Linked DNA regions of Homo sapiens: regions 2 and 3 are each linked to region 1. The links are chromatin loops, found by intact Hi-C in ENCODE. Cell type or tissue: CD14-positive monocyte. All regions are shown on one strand.

What was found. Hi-C counts contacts between places; a loop is a spot of excess contacts. Peaks named below come from ENCODE experiments on the same cell type or tissue, not always from the same donor. Only the 100,000 strongest peaks of a DNase experiment are listed, where the experiment ranks them.
Region 2: it touches region 1 in a loop (2.2-fold over the local background); 6 of 110 quality-filtered maps call a loop at or near these places.
Region 3: a loop joins it to region 1, with 5 times the contacts of the local background. A loop is called at or near these places in 6 of 110 quality-filtered maps.

What each region holds. Positions count from the first base shown.
Region 1 is chr2:224,945,291-224,953,290 of GRCh38, reverse strand. The region is part of intron 1 of DOCK10 (dedicator of cytokinesis 10); the gene reads left to right. Among named protein-coding and RNA genes, the nearest start is that of MIR4439, 61 kb to the left of the region's middle. In CD14-positive monocyte, no CTCF peak of the experiment used is centred here; DNase peaks (open chromatin) are centred at 150, 1,360, 4,230, 6,220 and 1 weaker place; H3K4me3 peaks cover 5,403 bases; H3K27ac peaks cover 7,770 bases.
Region 2 is chr2:224,889,645-224,897,644 of GRCh38, reverse strand. It overlaps DOCK10 (dedicator of cytokinesis 10), which reads left to right. Exons shown (of 56, transcript NM_014689.3): 4 at 1,268-1,350. Among named protein-coding and RNA genes, the nearest start is that of MIR4439, 120 kb to the left of the region's middle. RefSeq lists an enhancer at 4,409-5,035. In CD14-positive monocyte, no CTCF peak of the experiment used is centred here; DNase peaks (open chromatin) are centred at 3,094, 4,804 and 7,034; H3K4me3 peaks cover 1,350 bases; H3K27ac peaks cover 4,012 bases.
Region 3 is chr2:224,879,231-224,887,230 of GRCh38, reverse strand. DOCK10 (dedicator of cytokinesis 10) reads left to right here. Exons shown (of 56, transcript NM_014689.3): 5 at 700-772; 6 at 1,046-1,168; 7 at 1,426-1,560. Among named protein-coding and RNA genes, the nearest start is that of MIR4439, 130 kb to the left of the region's middle. RefSeq lists an enhancer at 1,009-1,058. In CD14-positive monocyte, no CTCF peak of the experiment used is centred here; DNase peaks (open chromatin) are centred at 900, 2,790 and 4,490; H3K4me3 peaks cover 922 bases; H3K27ac peaks cover 5,486 bases.

The DNA.
Region 1 (8,000 bases):
AATTATCCAAGCATTCTGCGATAATGAAGAAGTAATCAATGGCAAATGCCAAAAAGCTCAACAGGTTAAAAAACTTGGAATAAAGATAAAATGTAATAAGGAAGTAATAACTGAAGTGGGAAGAAATGAATAGGAGGTGCCTTACCAATTGCTCAATTTAGGACTTGTGAATCCTGTCATCATGTACATGTGTCTAAATCTTAAGCACTATGTTTCTGTTACTCTAAATTCCTAATGGTACTTTTGGGGCCATTTTAATGGAATGGATTCAAATGCATTGTCAATGAAAGCCAGGTTTCTGCCCCCCGGTTGCTTAGATTCAGTGATGATGCCATTTCCGGATTGGATAGCCTATCTAACTGAAAATAGTTAGAATTGAGCATGTTAAAACATAACATAGGCCGGGCGCGGTGGCTCACGCCTGTAATCCCAGCACTTTGGGAGGCCGAGGCGGGCAGATCACGAGGTCAGGAGATCGAGACCATCCCGGCTAAAACGGTGAAACCCCGTCTCTACTAAAAATACAAAAAATTAGCCGGGCGTAGTGGCGGGCGCCTGTAGTCCCAGCTACTTGGGAGGCTGAGGCAGGAGAATGGCGTGAACCCGGGAGGCGGAGCTTGCAGTGAGCCGAGATCCCGCCACTGCACTCCAGCCTGGGCGACAGAGCAAGACTCCGTCTCAAAAAAAAAAAAAAAAAATAACATAATTGAGCATTTAAAAAGGACTTTCACATAGTATATTGACTTTGTTTGCTGCCTTTCCTCCACCATTATTTTTCTTCCTTTCTTCCAACTTTGTTGAGCTCTCCTGTGCCATTCGACTTCTCACCTTTATTTCGACTTCTCACCTGTATTTCACTGCCAGTATTTTCCAGTAAATGATCTAGAAGCCAATTTTCCATTTCCTCCCACTCATTTCTTAGTCCCATTGCAACCTGGATCTCAGTGGTCAGTGGAAACCACAACCAAAGGCCAAGTGTCTTTCTCATCTACACCTTCTTCTCAGTACATCCTTGATGTTAAAATTAAAACACACGCATACAAAATTCGAGAATAAGACGTAGTAGACTGTATTTTAAAGACGTCCCCTCCAGACTGCCTGATTATTCAAACATGAATTTTCGTACAGCTGTGAAGGGACTTTGCAGTCATAAATTAAGGTTGATCATCAGGTGGCCTTAAAGTAGAGAAATGATTCCAGATTGTCCTGGCCTGATCACATGAGGCCCTGAAAGCCAAGGCTTTTTTCCCTGGCTACAGCAGAGAGATACAGAAGAAGAGATATGTTAGGAAGATGAGGCAAAAGGAGAAGTTAGATTCAAAGTGTGAGTGATTCAGCTGGCTATTTCTGGTTTAGAAAGGGTCCTTGAGTCAGGGGATGTGGGTGGCCTCTGAAAGCTAAGAATAACCCCTGGCTGACAGACAGCAAAGAAATGGCCACCTCAGTCCTACAACTGTAAGGAATAAATTTTGCCAACAACCTTGCATGTGCCTGAAGACAGCTTCTCCCCTGGAGCCTCCAGAAAGAGATACCACCCTGTTGACACTTAGGTTTAAGTCTTGTGGTTCTCCAAGCAGAGAGTCAGCTGAGCCGCACTGAATGCAGATTTCTGACCCATGAAAACAGATCATAAATGGAGGTTGATGTAAGCCACTAAATGTGTGGCAGTTTGTTACAGTGGCAATAGAAAACTAATACAGATTGCCAGAACTTTTTCTTAGGTTTCTGACATTTTAGCATTCAAATTCCCATGTCTCTAAATCATGGTTAAGTGTCCCATCTTACTTAATTTCCAAACATCTAGCCTCTTCTCTACTGAAAATGGCAAACTTACTTTCTGACTGGACACCATGGGACCAGACTTTGAATTCTTATATAAGAATATGTGAGACTGTGCGTTTTGTATGTACATATATGCATGCATATATATGTATATACATAAATACATACTTACATAAGAAATGACAAATACCCATTATGTTCAATAATAATAGTTTATGTATATACACAGATAGGAATCTTAGCCATTATACATACACATATATATATTTTGTTCACAACTCCAGGGACTCACATATATTGTTTCACAGCAACCCTATAAGCTATAAACTAATTGCTCTATTCTTACATATAAAAGTTAGGCAGAGATAAGTCAAATACCTTGCTGGACGTTATCTAATAGACAGCTGAAGATTTAAGCACAAGTATGTCTAGATCCAAAACTGCAAGGTCCTTAGTTTTCAGCCTGTCTATCTCTCACACTGAATCTTTTTAGACATTGCCAGGCCCTACATCCATCTCTGTTCAGATGCCATGCAGCACCTTCCTTAACCTCACCTGTCCAGGACATTGAGGCTCTGTAATGGCTCCGTAATTTCCCCTTTTATCTCTATGCCTTCTCAGTATTTCCTGAATTGCCCTCCATCTACCATATGTAAAGGAACTTCAAGACTGTGTTCTTAATTCTGTTAATCTGTTCTCCAAAAATTCAGTTTACTTTTAGACTTTTAAATTTAGTTATTTTCATGACTTTCTGCTCCACGTCTCCAGTCCTAACTTTTTCTTAAGTTCTAGGCACACATATAACAGCTGGACTTTCCCTTTTGACAATCTTCTGGATGCAACATTCAACATGTCTAAATCAGCATTGCACATTAAATAAAGGGGGGAAACCCTCCCTTCTTACCACCCTTTTTCCCTCACTCATATTACCCATCTCCTTCATGGCCAGTCAGAAACCTGGCATCTTTGAACTTCCCTTCTGGCTAAGACGGTGGGCTCAGTAGCTGGACCCCCTGGACTTACATCCCAGCTCTGCTACTGACTTTGGGCCAATTGCTTAATTTCTCCAGAACCCAAATATTCCTCTGTAAAACTGGAGTGGTGATAACAATGATAACAATACTTACCTCACAGGGTTGTTGGATGATTTAAATAGGTTCCATAAAAAATTTAGACCAGCATCCAGCACATAGTACTTGCTCAGTAAATTTCAGCTCTCATTTTTTATTTAATTGCTAGATCTTTATAATTTCCCTGAAATGTATGGTTATGTTTCTGTTGCCTAATTTTCTGTATTCCACCACCCTATGTTAATATCTAGATTAATGCAAACCATCTCTGGGTCAAATTATCTGCAATCCAGCCTGCATGTAGCTACCGAATGAATCTTTCTAAAGCACTATTGTAATTATAATTCAAAAATCCTTTAGTGGTTCCTCATGATTTCAGGATACAGTGGAAACTTTTCCTTATCTTGGCATTCAAAGCCTTCCATGAACTAGCTCCTGACTTCTACCTTCAATTGATTCTATCTCTCCTCTCCTATTTAACCCTGGGCAGTAGACAGGCAGATTTCTAATTTTTTCTTAAATATTCTGCTTTGGCCTGCCTTTTTGCCTTTGTTGTAACTAATAGTTATGCATACTATGTACCAGGCAAGGCAATGTGTTGATATTTTTAAGATGTCATTTTATTTATCCTCACCACAAACCTATAAGGTAGTGACTATGCTATCCCTATTTTACAGATGAGAAAACTGAGGCCTGGAAAGGGTGAGTGATTGGCCAAAGGACACACAGTTAAGAAGTGATGGATCCAGGATTTGAATCCCAGATGATTCTGTAATTTTAACCATTCTACCTTGATGCCTCCCCTCTGCTACATTTCCTTTCCAGCAGGATGCTTTCCTCTGCATTCATCTCTTTGATTCCCACCTATTATTCAAAGCCTACCTTAGAGATATCTTTTCTATAAAGCTTCCCCAGACTCCTTCAAACTCTAATGAACTCCTCTGTAGGATACAAGCTTCTTAAAACTAGGAAAGGTGTTTTATTTTTCTCACAAAGTTCAGTGATGTCTTGAATACAGTACTTAATAAATTCTGATGATTTATTGGTCTTGGATTTCTTTTCTAATGAACTTGGAGGCATCTCCTTGTAACTAAGCCAACAAATCTCTGATTGCTCCTTATTACTGGTTCTTGCCCATTGTCCTAGCTAGGACTTTTGATTAACAATATGTTTCTAAAACTAAAGCAGAAAAGAAATGTGTTGGAATGGTGTGGAGTGTCTCATAGAATGGTTGAGAAACAGGCTTGGTCTAGAAACGAGGAGAAGAAAGCCTGTAGAGGGCCCAGCGGTGCCATCCCATGGAACACTCCATGCCATGCTTCTGGATTTTCCCCTCCTTTGCATCAACACAGACTCTGTCTATCTGACATCCCCATATGCTGCCGGGTGATGCCTCTTTTTGCCAATATTTCAGGAAGCTATGATTAGCAGCTGAGGAAATGGAGAAATGAGTCATTCTCATATTGCAGAAGTTGAAAAGTGGGAGGAACTCTAGGATAAAGAACTGTGGTGCCTAAAGAGGAATAGAGGACAAAATAGATGCAAATATTAGACAGACAGAAAGTCGCTTAACAGTTTCTCAAGATTATTCAATGCTTTGTTATAAGACAGTATGCTGATCTTCTAAAACTGTGATTCAGAAATTTAAGGCACCATTGTTGGATGGATCCACAGATGGTTTTCAGAAGTTTGTGACTCTTGACCATGCATGCACATTTTCTGAGTGCTTATATTTTTCTGATGAGTGGGTTCATAGCTTTTATCAGATTTTAAAATGAGCTCATGATCTAAAAAGGATTATAAAATACTATTTTTAGCCATCAACATATACACATAATCTAACCCCAGGAAATCAGGTGATCCAGAGTCAGACTCTCATCACACCATATAAGGAAAAAATAATAAATCTGAAGATTCTGCATGTACTATAACATACCTGTTCATCTGTCAGATGTCAAAGCGTTACTTTGAGGGTGAAATCTGTTTAGCACTAAAGACATATGGTGGAATTTCTAAATATCAAATGACCAGGGATCAATGGACTTCTGCTCAGTGGAATCCTTAGTTTGCCTAACTAAGCCAATTACAAAGTAATGATATAATTTATCTCCCCAGCTGTCATTTTATAGCATCATGCTATTTTTCTGATTGGTTTCAAAAGAAGGTCTTCTCAGTCTGCATGCTAAGACAGGAATAATCAGAATCCCTTTTTCCCTGTCTGGCACAAATCACTGCATGACAAAGTAGAGACAGGTGAATGGCTCAGGCCTGGGGTACATGTGTGCCTATCAACTAAATCTAATTATTACTGGGGAAAAGAGAACAGCCTAGTCCTGTGGCCTCCAAATATTTCTGCTTCACCTAGTAGAAAAAAACTGAACATACTCCTATATTGTATATCTGTTTATCAATTATATGGCTTTTATCAATAGCTAATATTTCAAAGCACAATATATATATGAGACAAGGTTCATTGTTAAGCATAATAAATGTAAATCCCTAATTTATTCTTTATTAAACATATATTTAACTAATATATACTGAAAGCCTTTTGAGTGCCGCGTGTTCTAATCACTGAGGACCCAGTGAATGAAATGAAATTGCATGCTCATGGAACATACAGCCTGGTAGAGGAAGAGACCCTGAGTAAAACAAATAAATAAACCGTACAGTTGTGTTACGTGTCAGTGACTGTGATGGAGAAAATCAAAACAGGAAAGAGCATCTGGGTGGGTTTGAGGGGAGAACTGCACTTTTAAATTAAATAGCCCCAGAGAAAGGGCTTGAAGATCTAAAGATGAGGGAACTAACTCTGTAGCTCTTTGTAACTATTTGACATACAGATTCAAGGAGTCCATGTCTGTGTGCATTCTATTAAATAATAGTCAAGCATAATTTCTTTATTTAGATAGCCAATATACAAAAAATTCTAATATCTTCTTCTTGTTCTCTAAACAATCACTTTGGGAACTCCCCTCGGAAGATCACTTATTTAGTCTACACTTAACAAGAGCAATTGCTTTAAACACAATTCTCAGACCTCAGCCATATTATTACAGTTGACTTTTGGAGTCTAACCAGAATTATAAAGTTTGGGTGGCTGTTTTGACAGCCGTGGAGCCCTGTTGTCAATTAACTGTTCAATTCAATCTTGATTTGGTTGCACGGGTGGTTTTACATCATATGGTTTATTTAGCTGTGAACAATTCTCTTAAACGTCCAAAGTCATTTTGTGTTGCTTTATTGCAGGTGAAGAGGGAGGATATATGCACAAAAGCAGTATCTGAACAGCTGGTAGTTAGTTACTCACAGGAAGTGGTAACTTGACAGCTTTCCTTTCCTTTCTGTTGAGTTACATTCATGTAGCATGAGCATTTCCCTTTTTACCAAGAAGAAAGATTTGTTCAGCCTGGTGACGCTTCAGAAGAGAAGAGTTTAACGACATTGATATTTTGAAATATTTTGTGACTCAAATTATAGCAATACGATGAGTTTTCGAGGGAAGGTTTTTAAACGGGAGCCCAGTGAATTTTGGAAGAAGAGACGAACTGTGAGGAGAGTAAACCAAGAAGAAATCCACAGATTTAGTTCTGTAGGTATCCAAATGTCAATGTTTTGCTTTCCATCTTTCCTTCAATCCTTTCTTTCAAAAATGATTAGCTCTACAGTGGTATTCTAGCAGAGGCTGCTGGGTGAAGTCTTATATGGAACAGAAGATTCCATTTGGGTCCTAAATATTCTCTTTTACTTCCATCATTATTTTTGAAGTCACGCTGTTCTCAAACCGCATGTAACTCTTGTAAAATATATTAATAGAGAATTTAATCATTAAAACATTACTATAATATTTGGAATTTAAGGTGATCTTAGTATTATGGTACAAATTAAAATTTCTGAAGAAGTTATTCTCTTTATTAAAGAAAAGCCTCTAATTGCCTAAGGACTCAGTTGATGACATGTATATGGTTGTATTTTTAAAAAATTGTCATTGCTCTATTTTATCATATGCCACTAATTATTTATTTTAAAATTCTTAGAAAGAGCAATCCAAAATATGAAAGAAAAAGTAAATAAGCATTTGATTAATAGAGCCAAGGAGGACTTTAAAAAGTGATACTTTTAAAGGTTTTAAAGGTTAAAAAGATTTGGTTTTGTTTTGCTGTTAAAAATATTTCTGCCTTATTGTTTGCAAACAAAATGAGAGCTTGAAAACCTGTACTTATTACAGAACTTTACAGATCTATAAACTGTAGAATGTATAGAACTTTACAGTTCTATAAACTACTGACAGTTGAATATCAGAGCTGATTGTTAGAGCACTTCAGTGACTTTCATGTAAAGTGAAGGGCCCACTTTGTATGTTAAATGGTTGCGGCAATATTCCTGGGTAGCTTATTTTAGAAGAATGTTCATTTCACATGGTGGATCTGGCTTTGCTTGCCTTTTTCGGAGCAGGGTTTCTCAACCTCAGCGCTATTGTCATTTGGGGTCTGAGAATTCTTTTCTGTGGGGGGCTATCCTGTACCGTGTAGGATGGTTAGCAAATTCCTGGCTTCTATCCATTTAATGCCAGTGGCAATCCCTCCCCAGTTGTGATGACCAAGAACATCTCCAAACATTGCTAAACGTCTCCGGGAGGGTGATCACTGATCACCCATATGAAAACCACAGTTCTAGGGGTGAAAGATCTTTTTGTTCATAGAAACATCTTTAATATAGAAACAGAGATGGCTTTTCAAAAATATTATATATATATATATGCACACACATGCATATATATAGGCTCTTTATAAATATGAATAAGTACGTTGCCTCTCAATGAATAGAGGCCCTCTTTATACTAACAATTAGTTGACGGTAACTTGATATGAATAGAGTTTATTAGAGGTCTGCTCAGAGGGTTGGTACTGTGTTGTTGTTTGTTCAGTTTCTATCTCAGGAGTGTGTGTCTGCCATTGGTGAATACATGCAGTTGAGCCCCTACCCTTGTTCACATTAAATGTAGCTCTAATCTTTCCACTGGGTATTTCATAACTGGAATATGCAGAGTCCTGGACCTGACCTCTTTCTCCCCATTGGTCAGAAATAAGAGCCTGGACCTAACCACTTCCTCCCCACTGGTCAGATATATCTTCCCTACTGACTCCA
Region 2 (8,000 bases), 56 kb after region 1:
ACATGTTCTTACTTACTTATGGGATCCAAAAATGAAAACAATTCAACCCACAGAGAAAGGGAGTAGAAGGGTGGTTACCGGAGGCTGGGGTGGAGGGGAGGTGGGGATGGCTAATGGGTACCAAAAAATAGCTAGAATGAATGAATAAGGCCTACTATTTGATAGCACAACTGGGTGGCTATAGTCAATAATAATTTAATTGTACATTTAAAAATAACTAAAAGAGTATAATTGGATGGTTCATAACACAAACGATAAATGCTTGAGGGGATGGACACCCCATTTTCCATGATGTGGTTATTACACATTACATGCCTGTATCAAACCATCTCATGTACCCTGTAAATATATACACCTGCAATGTACCCACAAAAATTAAAAATAAAATAAAACAAAATAGAACTATGAATAATCACAGAGAAAGACTGTGCCTTAGAAGGCATGAGATAAAACTGAAAAGCTAGTTTCAGGCTAACAGGAGCAATGATACAAAATGGAAAAGATTGGTTACTGAAGTAAGGACAAGAAGGAATGGGCTAAAATCATGACAAAAGGCTCTTATATAAATAATAACATCTTTTCCTACTAAGAACTCTTAGATCATGTCAGGGCTTGCCAAAGGAAGCTGAAAAATGATGGTTCTTGAGGTTAGCAGCATATCTGGTAGGATTCAGGGGCAATTAAACTAGTTTTTTGATAAAGTAAAATAGAATAAATATGTTAAATAGTTCCCCCTATTTAATGGAAGAATGGAATGGAAATGGTTAGATTTCCATGGGAAATTGAAAATGATTGGAAAGAGCAAGCTCCTTATCTACCTTTAAGTTGCTAGCTTTCACAGCACCCCAGAGGCACAAGACCTGTCTTCATGGTACTTTTTGCTTAGGCAGTTGATTATTTTTAATGATTTCTTTTTTCTTTTTTTTGTGAGACGAAGTCTCACTCTGTCACTCAAGCTGGAGTGCAGTGGCGTGATCTCGGCTCACTGCAACCTCCACCTCCTGGGTTCAACCTATTCTCATGTCTCAGCCTCCCGAGTAGGTGGGATTACAGGCACCCGCCACCAGGCCCGGCTAATTTTTGTATTTTTAGTAGAGATGGAGTTTTGGGGTTTTGCCATATTGGTCAGGTTGGCCTCGAACTCCTGATCTCAGGTGATCTACCCGCCTCAGACTCTCAAAGTGCTGGGATTACAGGCAAGCGCCACCGCGCCCAGCCTTTTAATGATAATTTTTATATTAATAATTGTCATTTTTCTTTCTTTCAGGCTTGTAAATTTTATAGTTCCCAGTGGCATGTGGTAAACTACAAATATGAACAATATTCTGGAGACATTCGACAGCTACCCCGGTAAGAACCTGTTATGAGCACTTATTGGTCTTTTCCAAATATAGATGACATCCTCTGTTCTAGTCCTGCCATTGTTCATGAATACACGTACATTAATCTTCTGTCAAGGCACATTTTCCAAAATGTATAAGTAAGAGTCAAGATAGGACATTTTGTTCAACATGTGTAGTTTGCATCATCACAGAGTTTGGATTCAGATATAAATATACTCTGATTTAATTTTTTAATGTAGTTTTGACGTTCATTTATCATTGTATTATTATTCTGTGAGCTGTTTTTTCAATAGCAGGCACAAGAAGATTAGAAAAGTACCATATGGCCAAATAGTTTTTCTGACAATATTCTGTATAGCATTCATATTTGTTACTTGTTTCATGTATTTTCATGCTGGGATATCAGAAGTCATGAAAATAAACAACTTCCACAAAAGACATATATATATATATATATATACACACACACGCACACACACACACACACAACCAAAAGGAAAATAAACACCTGATTTTTTCCTGACTCTCAGGAACATAAGCCTTTGGAGAAAGTAATTTTGTTCTGCTTCTGCTCAAAAGTCACCTCCACAGAAAAGCTCACCTGACTACCTGAACAAAAATAGAAATTAATTCAGTGTCTGTTTCCCCTTCTAAAGTAAAAATCCCCAAAGGGCAGGGACTTTTCCCTGCAGAATCCCCTGCAGGCCTGTAAGAAGAATGCCTGGCACATAGTAGGTGTGCAGTACTATAATTACTTATTGGACGAACAAACAGAGTAAATGGCAAATTTTAAAATATAATATTCCTGGATGGGTTTGGAGTTGCTCATATTTAAAGAACTTCCTTGAACTGGTTCTACCCAACTCACTGGTTCATCAAGCTAAGATTATGTAAATAATTCAGAAAAACACTTGAAACAATCAAAAGTTAAGTTTGTATTAACACTCTCCTCAAGTGAAGCACTGATATGATACACATTGGATCTAATTTTTAATAGACACATGGTACAGAATTGGGAACCACTTTGCTATATTTCCTGTGGCCCCAGAAGCACCTTTTCAAGACTTGTATACTTGGAAGCATTGCTCTCAATTTCCGAATGCGGAATTTGAAAGAGGGATTATGAACTAGATTTAAGAAGGTGACATTTGATCTTGGATATGAATCGGCAGTAGCTGCCAACACAGGCATCTTGGGAAAGGATTCTGGAGAAGCAGCAAGGCAAAGACCCTGAAGTGGTGGGAACCAGTATGGTCACTTGAGTCAGGAAGGCTAGAGCTTAAGGATGAAAGGGGCGTAATAAGATGAAACCAAGGACCTTAGGCAAGGGACCCTGTGTGCCCTGGAAAGGAGCTTGGATTTTACTTTCATTGCAACAAAAGCCTTTGGAAATTTCAACCAGGGGTGTGGCATGATCTGGTTTACCTCTTTGAAAGAACTCTTGGGCTACTCTATGGAGAATGGGACTGCAGGGGTGGCAATCGAAGAAAAAGACAGGAGGAGGCCATTTATTTTGGGGTTTCATTACCGTGAAGAGAAAAAAAGTATGTCCCTTCTAAACTGCAAATCTTTTTTCAAAACACTGAACAGTAACGTTTACCAGATCTTTGAGCATTCTTTTTGACTTGAATCCCTGCTGATAGACAAGCTCTTGCAACTTCATGTTGGGAAGGTTTACCACACCCTAAGCTTTCATGAGTAATTGTTACATTCAGAATGTCTGGGTGTTCATGACACAGTTTTTGTAGGCACAACTGAAAAGCAAAGCATCTTTTAACATCAGGACTTCCTCTTTCTGAAAATAGTTCTGAGAAGTGGTTACAACTCGGAAGTTGGGAGACTGCATCTCAAGTTGAGAGGATGGAGACAGCCGTATTTAGCCATCCTTTTAACTAAATGTGTTCCCACCATCTTTAGGTCCATTACACTCTTCAGTGGCTGTATCCCCAAACACTGTTCATCTTTCCTTATATTCATGATGCTGTAAAGAAAGAAAGCAAATTAGAGATTTCACATTCACAGTATTCTTCCTCTGTTAAAACAATGGAGAAAGCATCTCTAGAAAAAACCAATCCCGGACATTATTGCTTAATTGCAATTCTCATAGTTTGCAAGATTAATCTCATGAGAAGAAATAAAAAAAATTAACTGAAGTATTGTTGAGAATTTCCCTTACTTTAACTAAAGAAAGTGGAAGTTAATACCAAGAAAGGGAAGAATCAGACTGCCACAAAGTAAGAAACTTTATGTATTCAAACTGAAAATCAGAAGTTCAAAAATATAACCCTTTCAGATATACCCCAGAACAATGAAGATGAGCACTGAACAGCAGAATTATTCTTTAAAATGATTTTACAAAGCTAAGCATTCCCCTCTAAAGACTACATGTATTTAGGTCAGTAATGGAAACAGACAATTTACTTGGGTCTTCCGAGGCTAATAGAAGTAAATCATTTTCATACCTCCTGGATTAGAAGAATTCTCCTATGTCTGCTACCAATTTAAATTGCTTATTTCTTTTTATGAGTTGCTGAGACTGCAAAATGAAAATTTGCAATTATAGAAAAGCAAAAAAAAAGGTGAAATTTATTCTTTAAATTTAAATGTGTATTATTGACTCTTAAGATTTTCACTTTTTTTATTTTTAAGCGAGGGTCCATAGGAAGATACTGAAGAAATAGATGACTTCAGGCTAGAATGGAAAATGTAAGCCTTTACACACTAGGAATAGAAATCAGCACTAACTTGGAGATCCCAGAAGAAAAAAGCAGCATAAAAATATATGATGCCACTGATTTCATTAATCCACTGGGTAAAATACAGAGATGTGTGACATATTAAAATTTTTTACCATGGTCGATTTGATAGAAAGAAGATGTAAGGAAGAAAAATTCATAAGAGTATAAATTGTGACTAAAGATCAAATAAAGTGTGACCAGCTTAGCTGGGCTGAAATAGAACAGTTTTTGTTTTTTTTTTAATAAAAGAGCATTTTTTTGAGTGTCTACAGTGAGCCAGAATGTGCTGGGTGTCATACATGCATTATCTCATTTAATACTCATAACCCTATGGAATAGGAACTGTTATCCTCATTTTATAGCAGAAACTCGGAAACTGAGAGGGAATTTACCCCAAAACTTACAGCTGATAACTGATGGGGCACTCAGGCATCCCACACTGGGTAATCCAGGTCATTTGGTCAGAGAAAAGAGAAATGAGGCTGCCTATAGTTATCACCAATGTCGGATGCAAACACCAAAGGGTAAGGTCTGGGATGAGCCCTTTATCTTGGTATCCCCGAGGCTCTTAGAGACCACGCAATGGTCCTGGGGGAAGAATTTTAAAGTCAATAGCCACAGGTGCTGATCTTTTCATGACCTTTAAAAGAGAGAAGTCATTGCATAGTAGCCCCACAGACATGTGACTGAGCTTGAAGATTGCTCTTTAAAGGCAGGAGGCTGTGCCTTGTGGCTTATTAAAAACCGGATTGGGAAATAAGAATCTTCAGTAGCCCTCAAGCCTCAGCAATGATCCAAGCACTGTCTGCCTTCCCTGCCCAAGGGCATTGGACAGGCCTCCCTCCCGCAGCCCTCCCTCCTGCACTGTTTCCAGCCCCTACAGCCTTCCTTCCTGGATGCTCCACACTTGGCCCCTCCTCAGAACCTGTACTCTTGCAGCTCCCTCTGCCAGGGGATTTTCTCCTAGGTCATCACACAACCAGCTGCTTCTCCTCCTCAATTTAAATGTTACCTCTCGAGAGAGGCCATCCTTGAAGAGTCTTTCTACACGTGGCCTTTGCCATTTCCACAAGGATCACTCATCGCTCTTCTCCTCTTTCTCCTCTTCGATTTTTTTCTTTTCTTTTCTTTTCTTTCTTTCTTTTTTTTTTTTTTTTTTTTTTTTTGAGACAGGGTCTCACTTCGTCCCCAGGCTGGAGTGCAGTGACACAATCTCAGCTCACCGCAACCTCCACCTCTCGGGTTCAAAGGATCCTCCTGCCTTAGCCTCCCAATTAGGTGGGATTACAGGTGTAGGCCACCATGCCTGGCTAATTTTTTTGTGTTTTTAGTGGAGACAGGGTTTCACTATGTTGGCCAGGCTGGTCTTTAACTCCTGACCTCAAGCGATCCACCAGCCTCGGCCTCCCAAAGTGCTGGGATTACAGCCGTGAGCTGCTACACCCAGCCTTGATTTTCTTAACAACCATTTTCACTCAGAGAAATTATCTTATTTCTGCTTAATTCATGATTGACTCTCTCCTCCCCTAGAATGCAAGCTTCCTCAGTTCAGGAACTTATTTTCTGATATGTGGTTGACATTATTGCAGCTCTTCTGGGAGCCAGGTAATATCTGGAAACTGGAATGTTGAATGGCAAAGGAGAATGGCCCCCAAGAATTAAGACAGTTCTCAATAATGCACTTTGAATTTGATCAAGCAAACTCAGAATTAAGAAAAACCACCAGTGAAGTGGCACGCTTACATTCACTACAACCCTAGCCCCAGATCTGACTTAAATTGACAGTCTCTGGTCTGCATAATTTTTAAAAGTGAAGATTAAGATCAGCATGGATGTGGCTAGGGACTACTGGGGTTGACTGAGTTTTGCTATTGACTTCGTTGGTATTCTTTGTCTCATATCTTCTGAGTTTTGCTATTGACTTCATTGGTATTCTCTGTCTCATATCTTCTGAGTTATTTTTGAATCATTAATACTTAAAGTGGATGTTTAAATAAAGTTTTATTTTATTAAAGAAAGAGTATGGAAATGTCATAAGTTGTAATATAGCGTTAAATATGACATTTGGGAAATTCCTAAAAACGTTTCCAATCATTTGTCTGAAGCTCTCTTCTCTCTTTTCTAAATCATCTATTCTTCAAAAATATCAGGGAAAAATCACTGAGAAATTTTTACTCAACCTTTACTTTGAGAATAGTTTATATGTATCTGTTGTACAATTTTTTATTATCTTTACTATAAAAAAGAATCAGTTCAGAAGACATCACTTTTGGTCACTCTATGTATAATTTCAACACTTTCAAATTTTTCACACATCACTTTAAAAGTTTTCTGCAAATTTTAAACCTAGGAAAAAGTTAAAAGATTGGTGTACAATGAATCCCACTATTCCCATCACCTAGAATGTGTCTTTCATGTTTTGCTGTATTTGTTTTATTACACAACCTGTCCATCCATCCACCCATCCATCCATCCATCCATCCATCCATCATCCATCCTTCTAGACATCTATCAATTTGGTTTATTTTTTGGTCATTTTAAAGTGGAATTTAAAACATTGACACACTGCCTCTCTAGACTCTTCGGAATGCACGCCTTTAAATACAGCTATAGATGTCTGCAGTTCATTTTTTCTCTTTTGATATAAAATGTACATACAAGAAAACATGCAAATTGTAAGTGAACCATTTGATAACTTTTGACCACAGTACACGTGTGCAACTCAAACCTCTGTTGAGATAACAGAACAATGTTATCACCCCCAAAGAGTTAACTACCACCCCTCCCTGGTTAACCCTCACCTCTCCTTTTCTCTCCCCCAAGAGACAATCAGTGCTCTGATTTTCATAACCATGGAATCATACCATGTGTGTTCCTGTTTCTAGCTTTTCTTACTCAGCACAATGCTTCTGAGTGATATCCACGTTGTTGCACGTATCAGTAGCTTCTTTTCCTTTCTGAGTAACATTCCTGTGTGTGGATCTACTGTAGTTTGTTTAGACATCCTCCAGTGACAGACACTTCTGCGGCATTCTGAGCTGAGTTGGTCATAAGTCACTAAATCTATGGGCTTTTTTGTGAAATTTATAGTCTATCTCAGTCATTAGTTCCACTTCTCAACTGGGAGATTTGTGAAAAAAACTTTCACAAGCATTTAGCCTTTTACATTGAAATTCAAGAGAACCTTACTTTGTTTCATCACATTTTTGTTTTTACATCGTTACTAGTTTGAAAGGCTTTCTCTCCTCCTTGTTTATAAGTATCTTGCGGAAATTTACATTAATGCGACGCCTGGCCTGTATTGTGATCCACAGTTATTGAGAACAAATACCTACAAAATTATTCTTTTGGAAGGAAGGATAAGCCATGCTGGCCAAAGAGGACAGAATAGGAGGTTCAGAAACAAATACCATTGCATCAAGGTCAAATGAAACTGATGGGAAATGACTAGCACGGGGCCAAATGTTGACATTCCACTTTCAAGTTTGTCTTTGTTGCCTCTTCCTTGGTTTTCCCGATTCACTCTTTTTTCATTCACTTGGGATGTTTCCTCCGTTCTTTCTTTACTGCTGTGCCACCATTTTAAGAATCCTGGAACACTCATCTTCTGTTCTCTGCAGACAGGGTACCTGGAGCAATTGCTCTGAAATCAACCATTGGAACCTTCCTCTGAATCTCAGGCAACATGTCACCTCTCACAGGAGTGGGGGAGAGGGAAGGGTTGTATTTACAGGCTTTATTTTTGCCAATCAAATTAAAAGGTGAGAGAGACTGCTTCTTGTTCAGAGCATGTTAGATGGTATTAAGGAGAAAAGGAATATTTTTGGTGGGGTAGCAAGAATTTCCCAGTGATCCTAAAAGAACTCTGTCTTCTGCTACTTCCTCTGCCATCCCATAAAGTTGACCCTGACCAAAAGAG
Region 3 (8,000 bases), 66 kb after region 1:
TCACATACAGATGACACAGAAATGACAATGAAAATATCACTACTTATTAAGTAGTGATTCCACCTACAAATGTGGGGGAAGGAAAATAGAAACTCCCCAACCTTTCAAATTGTCCTGCTTGCCTACATCTAACTCAAAAAGATATGTGTAAGTTTATGTAATTAGAAGGCCAAACGCCAGTGGCTCATGCCTATAATTCCAGCACTTTGGGAGACTGAGGTGGGAGGATAGTTTGAGGCCAGGAGTTCAAGACCAGCCTGACCAACATCACAAAACCCCATCCCCACAAAAAATACAAAAATGGTGGTACATGCCTGTAATCCCAGGTACTACTTGGGGGGGTGTTGGGGGTGCTGCATGCAGCATGAGAATCGCTTCAACCCGGGAGGTGGAGGTTGCAGTGAGCCGAGATCATGCCACTGCACTTTAGCCTGAGCGACAGAGTGAGACTGTCTCAAATATATATATATAATTAGTAACTCCATGGTTTAAAATAGAGATTTATATACTGGAGATAAGATATCATGGCAGAGGAAAGTTAATACTTTCAAAGGAAATGAGACACTCAAAAGATTACATTATTTTACAGAAATTTGTAAGAACACCAGCACCATAGTTGTTATTGTTACCTGGGGAGCAACTTAAAATGAAAGCTGTCTCCAATGACAAATCAGAATCTTTTTTTTTTTTTAATATCAGAGCAGAATACAAACCAGAGAAGCTTCCTTCACATTCCTTTGAGATTGACCATGAAGATGCTGATAAGGATGAAGTAAGTAAATAGTTGAAAGTGAGATGTTTAAAACATGAGGATAATTAGTTTCTGTCTTGCACTGAAAGTTTCGAGTTCTGACCGGTTTGTTGTAAGCTGTAGTAGCTGTTGGTGGTAGGGCTTTTAGTCAAAATGAGTCACGTTTGTTTTGAAATTGAACATGCTTATTTAAGATGAGTCAAAGAGAGGAAGAGGAGTCTCTTTTTTAAATGCAGTGTCTAGGATCTAGGATCCACAAAAGATGGCTGTCATGCTACTATGCCTTTCCTACAGGATACCACTTCCCACTCGTCTTCCAAGGGGGGTGGAGGAGCGGGAGGAACTGGTGTTTTCAAGTCCGGCTGGCTCTACAAGGGGAATTTTAACAGCACCGTGAACAACACCGTTACTGTTCGGGTAAGGAGATATCAAGACTCATCTTTATCTCTGTCACCCTTCTTAACACTCCCTCCTCTGGTCACAGCACAGAAGAGAGCCATTTGCATTGAGTTTATGTTTCATATAATATTTTATTTATGAGGAAGTAGGATGCTCTTCTCTAGAAAAATGTCCTAGAAATATAGCACTCCTGAAGGAATTAGAATAATTCTAATTTCTATGAGTAATAGCACATTACAATTTGAATATCTCCTTATATCTTTTCCTTTATTTAGTCATTCAAAAAGCGCTACTTCCAGCTGACTCAGTTACCAGATAACTCCTACATTATGAACTTTTACAAAGATGAGAAAATATCCAAAGAACCCAAAGGATGCATCTTTTTGGATTCCTGTACAGGAGTGGTGCAGGTGAGTAGACATCCCTTTTCCTCCTTGGGATTTTTTTTTATTTGAAAAGTATATTTAACAAATATTCATGGAGTATCTGATATGAGCCAAGAGCTGCTCTAGATTCTAAGAATTCTGTGAAAAACAAGGCAGCCTGGATCTCTACTTTCACAAATCTTACTTTCCAGAGAGAAAGAAAAACAGGAATTAAGCAAAGACATGAATAAGCAGAATGGAATCAGCTGGTAAATTTTTCAATAAAGAAAATAAACAGAGAAACAAAAGGGAGACAGAAGAGTGGTGAGGTTGAAAAGGAATATTAATACTCAATAAGGGAGAAGAGCATTTTTGAAGAGAGATCATTTGATCTACAGACCAAAGAATGAGCAGAGGGCCAGGCGCAGGGGCTCACACCTGTAATCCCAACACTTTGGGAGGCCAAGGCGGGTGGATCACTTGAGGTCAGGAGTTGGAGACTAGCTAGGCCAACATGGTGAAACCCCATCTCTACTAAAAATACAAAAATTAGCCAGATGCGGTGGCACAGGCCTGTAATCCCAGCTACTGGGGAGGCTAAGGCAGGAGAATCACTTGAACCCAGGAGGCGGAGGTTGCAGTGAGCCGAGATCGTGCCACTGCACTCCAGACTGGGTGACAGAGAGAGACTCTGTCTCAAAAAACAAACAAACAACAAAAAAAGAATAAGCAAAGGCAGCAAGTTCAAAGGCCCTGCGGCAGGGGCAAGTCTCAGATATTCAAAGACAAGCAGATAATTAGCACCCATGTTTGCTGCCATGTAGAGAACCCCTGAGATAATGAAATTCAGTAAAATAATATGCAAATGACATGGTATTAACATACGCACTTCAAATATGTTATTTTATAATTAAGTAATAATGATAGAGTAAGTTGACAGTGTACATATGCAGCATCTTTCTTCTAAGAGGTGGCTGTCTTCAAAGACAAGGATTCCACTGATTCCAGAGAGTCTAATTTCAGAAGCAGACATAGTGCTTTTAACAAATAATGTTCTCTATAAGCTCTTGGTCTTCAAATTATTGTCCTTAGTATGAAATTCAGCACGGGCCACTGTGGCAAAGGGAAGCAGAATAATTCCATAGACCCCATTTGGACATTTGGCTTTCGAATCGCTGCTTCCTACTCTGATGAAATAACTGACCTTATTCCCTTTTATGTAATCATGGGAGCAATCAAAAGTGTTTTAGCAACCTTCCCTCAAATTTCACAATGGCACTGGCTCACTGAGGTCCAGGACTCTATTTCTGGTCACAGGCCAGTAGAGAAGTACTTTCTGTTACCCTCAAACCTCAGCATTCACCTAGCTTGTTACGAGCTGAAATTACATCACAGACCACTCCTGGAGGCCCTTGGATATGTGGATGCAAGTAGAGTTCTCTCCAGTCATTTAGTCCCGGCCTATTTCTGGATGGTTTATCTGTTAAAATCTGGAATTCTTCCAGGAAGTAATAAAGCTGAACTTTAAAAGGAAAAAATTAACTGTTTCTGAGCACTCTGCTGCAAGTGAAAGATAATTGCATTTTAACACAGATGCCAGCTTTCCATATGGAAAGGGCAATAATGACCTTAATGGAGGGTGGAGGCTATTTTCTACTGTTGGTCACAAAGGACACCTTTTGGCCTTAGAAACATGAAGTAAAACGTTAGCAGTAAAGATCAATAACTGCATTTTATAGACATTGAGCAGAAAATGTTAAATATTATCCTTTCCATTTGTACTTGAAAGCTTTCTCTAGCAAATGAGTCATCATTTTTTAAGAAGTACCATTGTAGTCTTTTGTTATATATTAAGTTTGCAGAAACCCAGGTTAATATGCAATATTTTTCTTCTTCAAAGAATCATAGAACTTATTGCTCTAATCTGACCTTCCTATGGAGGAACTGCTTCTCCATCATCTCTTACTTAGATTGTGTTTCAGTCTCTGCTTAAACATTGTCATGGAAAAAAAGGAGTATTGAAGGGAAAACACAAGCTTGGGATTCATGCAAGTCCGCATTCAAATCCTAGTTTTACCATTTACTACCCAAAGACTTTGAGTAAGTTACTTGACCAATTTGATCTCAGGTTCCTCATCTGTAAAACTAGAACAATGTGCTAATATGTGAAAAGAACTGGGAGATAGTGTATTTAGCCTTTCTCCCCTAATTCTTCCATTAATTTCAAAGGTCACAACCTAGGATATAGACATTCCATTATGGGAAAGTCTTCCTAGAAAACCTTGATTTACGTTCCGGATATTTTTTCCTAAGTGTGTTAATTTATCTATGTCTTTATTTATTCATTAACCTACTGATTCATTCAACAAACCCACTTAGTGCCTATGACATGCTAGAAACTACACCCAGGTGTGGGGAAGTCAATTCTTTATTGAAGTCAGAATCAGAGAGGGGCATCGCTACTTGCTCACTATCACACGATATCTCGAGAGCGATGATGGAGGTATGAATGGCAGAGACCATGGAATGCTCTGGGAACATGAAACAATGATGAACTCTTTCAGCTCAGGCTGTAAGTCTGTACAGAAAAAGCTGGGCCTGTCTATAATATTCCCCAAGGTAGATTTGGCATATGTATCTTTTAAAGAGTTCACCTCTATCCCTGCATTTATATTCCTCTTCATCAAGAAGCTTTATCCAGTATTCTCTACATCCTTTGTAGAGGCAGGGACCAGTTTCTTGGGATCACTCTGGGGAGACAAAACCTGGGTCACTTGTCACTTTGTGTGTGGGTCCCAGTTCTTACATATTTGCTTATAGTTCTTCCAGATGTGTAAGTTTTTACATCTGGAGAGAATTTGAGTGAAATAGTGCCAGTTTAACCATAGTTCTAGTAAGCTCTCAGGCATGAAATGTGCCTGAAGATGAATCATGTACACACAAAAGCACAGAGCAAATGAATAACTAGGATGAATCAGACCAGTTTTATGAAGAATCATTGCCAGGTTCCGTTGAATCAAACAAAAAAGAGGAACAACGTCTCTGCCTCAGAAAGTACTACTTAGCATCCAGCATTCTTAGGGAGTTCAAGTTCATTATAATCTTTAGTGAATATGCCATTTCAGTTTGATTCATTCAGACTTAATCCATATCATCGTTTTCCTTAGAATACTTTGGAATTCTTAGACGTATATTACAAGGGTGGCTCAAGTAGAGAGAAACTCCTTCCCAGCTTTCTCAGAGACTTTAGGTAATGTTTATGACTGACAATTTCCTGAATCTTGGCCAAAAAAAACACAAAACAAAACAAAGCCTAATCATGGTTTTCTATTTTTTCATAATATCATCAAAGAGTATTAGATATTTTTTATGGGCCTATGCTCCCAATCTGGAAAAGAACTTGGTTTTTGCTGCTTCAAGTTTTTTCTTCTGGGACTAAGAGATATTTAGGCCTGTGTTATCCTATCTTGTTCCTTCAGTTCATGTATTCATTCATTCATTCTCACATTCATTCATCTATCCATCCATTCATTCCAGGTTCTGCCACTGTAGAAGAGAATGAACAGCCCAAGAATCTCATCTGTTTTAGGTCCCTATCTCAGCAATGATAATAAGCTGATGTCACTTTAGACAGGCTTACATGGGTGTGGACAGTGTGGTGGACAAGGCTCATTTCCTTGAGTCTGCCACCATGTGGATATGGGTTCCAAGACAGTGGCTTCATGTGACTAACCAAAGGCTAGAAATGCAGATACCTCCTGTAGGTCAAGCAGCCCCCTGCATGCATGAAGAGAGGCCAGGTGTGAGAAACAGATGCAGCTTGGACTATGTAGACGTGGAGAATGCCTGCCTACAGAAAGCAAGTCATATTGGGAGCAGGGGAAAGAACATTACAAGGAAAACAAATCTAGAAGCCAAATATGACCCGTAAGCCTCGCATTAGCAACTCAAGTTCTGAAAATCTCACTTCCGAGAACAATAAGAACCAAAATTATACTTGTGGTTTTCTTCATCTAATATATTATTTGACAGCACTTGATGGAACATGAACTATGATTGTTCCATTTATTAAAATAAAATTCAGAGAGGTAGAGTGTCTTTCACAGGTCACAGAGCTAATGAATTGCAAAGTTTAACTTGAGGCAGAGGAATGTCCAAAATTACAGACAGATGCCCAAAGAAATGATGTATTATCATATGTAAAGTAGGCATACCCACATACATACATTTATTCTACCTACATAAGCTATGTGGGCAGAAAAAACACTACAAAGATATGTTCATGTGGAGCTTTAAGCAGTGAATTTTAGATATGGGATTCATTTCAGCAAATACTAGTATATATTGGAAAACTTGCAATGTGCAAACCATTGTGAAAAGAGCAAACTCTGAAAATAGGTGTGGCTCATGTCTTCAAAAAGCTTCCAGGATGTGGGAAGGATGCACAGAAAAAAAAACAAAACAAATATGGTACATGCAAAGAAAACAAGTAACACACTTCAAGCAATAAGTCCTGATAACATATGCAAGAATGAAATTACATTTATCACTGCATGATGCCATATCATATTACACACCTATTATATACATATATGTGTATATATATGTTACATATGTTGTCTTTCTGCTTATTTGCTTACTGACATTTCATTACACTAGAAGGTAAGTTCAATGAGGGAAAGCACTTTACTTGAATTTTTTCAGTTCTGTGTGACTGAAACATAGGAGGTACCCATTTAATTTTCACTGAATGAATGAACAAATAAACCTACAGAGAGTGGAGAGGATTTCATGGAAGGGAGCCATCGATACCAGAAACCTGGATTTGATGTTGTATGATTCCCTTAAGACTCTTCTTTTGTTCCTGCAAAATTCTATACAAGATACTAGCCACATAATAGGTATAATTAAATATTTGATTTGGGTAGCTTCCCTCTTTGATATTCAGTCCACCATTGGCTTGAGTGATTTTCTTGGAGTATCTACAGTTTGGAACTTTTTCAGATGAACATTGTGGAAGCAGAACAGTTTGCCACAACTCACTAAACATATCATGACAATAAGACATATTCACAGGTTCCTACTATTTATGAAGTCATGTAAATATACTATGGTAAGGTTGACTGAACAAAGTAGTTGCACTGGCTGCAAAGGACACTGATATATGAGAAATAGAGGAAAATTTGGGGGAGCAAAAACAAGAATATGATTACTTCTTGATTACCATTTTAATGACTTAACAATCATACTTCAAAATTATTAAAACTTCCTATTGAAATATCCCATTGATTTTCAATTTTTGCCCTTTTTGCTATTCTATATGACATTATCTTTGAGATTACAGACAGCAAGATCGAAAACCACTCAGACATCTTAATCTTTCCCAACATAAGCTTCTCTGGGCTGCAAATGGTTCTATTTCTCTTGAAATAGAAGAAGGTAATTTAGTTCTTGAGACATTTCAAATCGAATATTTATTTTAATTATAAATGTCCCTTTTTGAGAAACAAGATTGTAATACTTTGCTCAAATTTTTAAGAATATTTGTGATTATATTGTTGAAGCCGGCAATCATATTTAATTCATTTGAAGTACTGAATGCAGTTTAGACAATCAAATCAACTCGTTTATATTTTGTAATGTTTCATTTCAAAATTTTGTTAGTGTTCGGCATCTTCATTCGAAAGCAGGTTGCAACTCAATCCACCTTTAATTTGGACCCAATATAAGCATTTTAGGTTGCTTTTTATCTCCCTTTTAACATTATTTGCAGCATCAAATTCATCACTCAAATTCTTTCATTTGTTTGTTTTCAAGATAACACTGAGATTTGCTTGCATTTTTCTATAATCAAATACTTAAAAATGTCCTTGCAAAAGTTGTGCACCAAACTCTGGACATTTACAGTTCTTTTATGAGTGTCTATTTCTTTCTTTTTTAATTTTTTTTTTTATTTTGAGACAGAGACTCGCTCTGTCACCCAGGCTGGGAGTGCAGTGGTGCAATTTCGGCTCACTGCAACCTCTACCTCCTGGGTTCAAGTAACTTTCCTGCCTCAGCCTCCCAAATAGCTGGGAATACAGGCATGCACCACCATGCCCAGCTAATTTTTGTATTTTTAGTAGAGACAGGGTTTCACCATGTTGTCCAGGCTGGTCTTAAACTCCTGGCCTCAAGTGAGCTGCCCGCCTTGGCCTCCTAAAGCGCTGGGATTACAGGAGTGAGACACTACGCCCAGCCCTGAGTGTCTATTTCTATTCCTGTTGTTTTTTTGAAGGAAATTGTGCTGTGATAGAACACCTGTCTTTCCTTTTATACCTGCTCTGCAGCCATCTTGTCTTTGCCCTTAGACTGTCCATCAGTGAAGGTCGCAGGTGATTTTGTAGCCCTTCTTCGTCAGAACATCCCAGAGCTGTGTGTGAGGACACGTGGAGGACATCTACCCCAGTCCTCCTGGGGAGAGTGGGGCGTCTAGGAATTTGCCT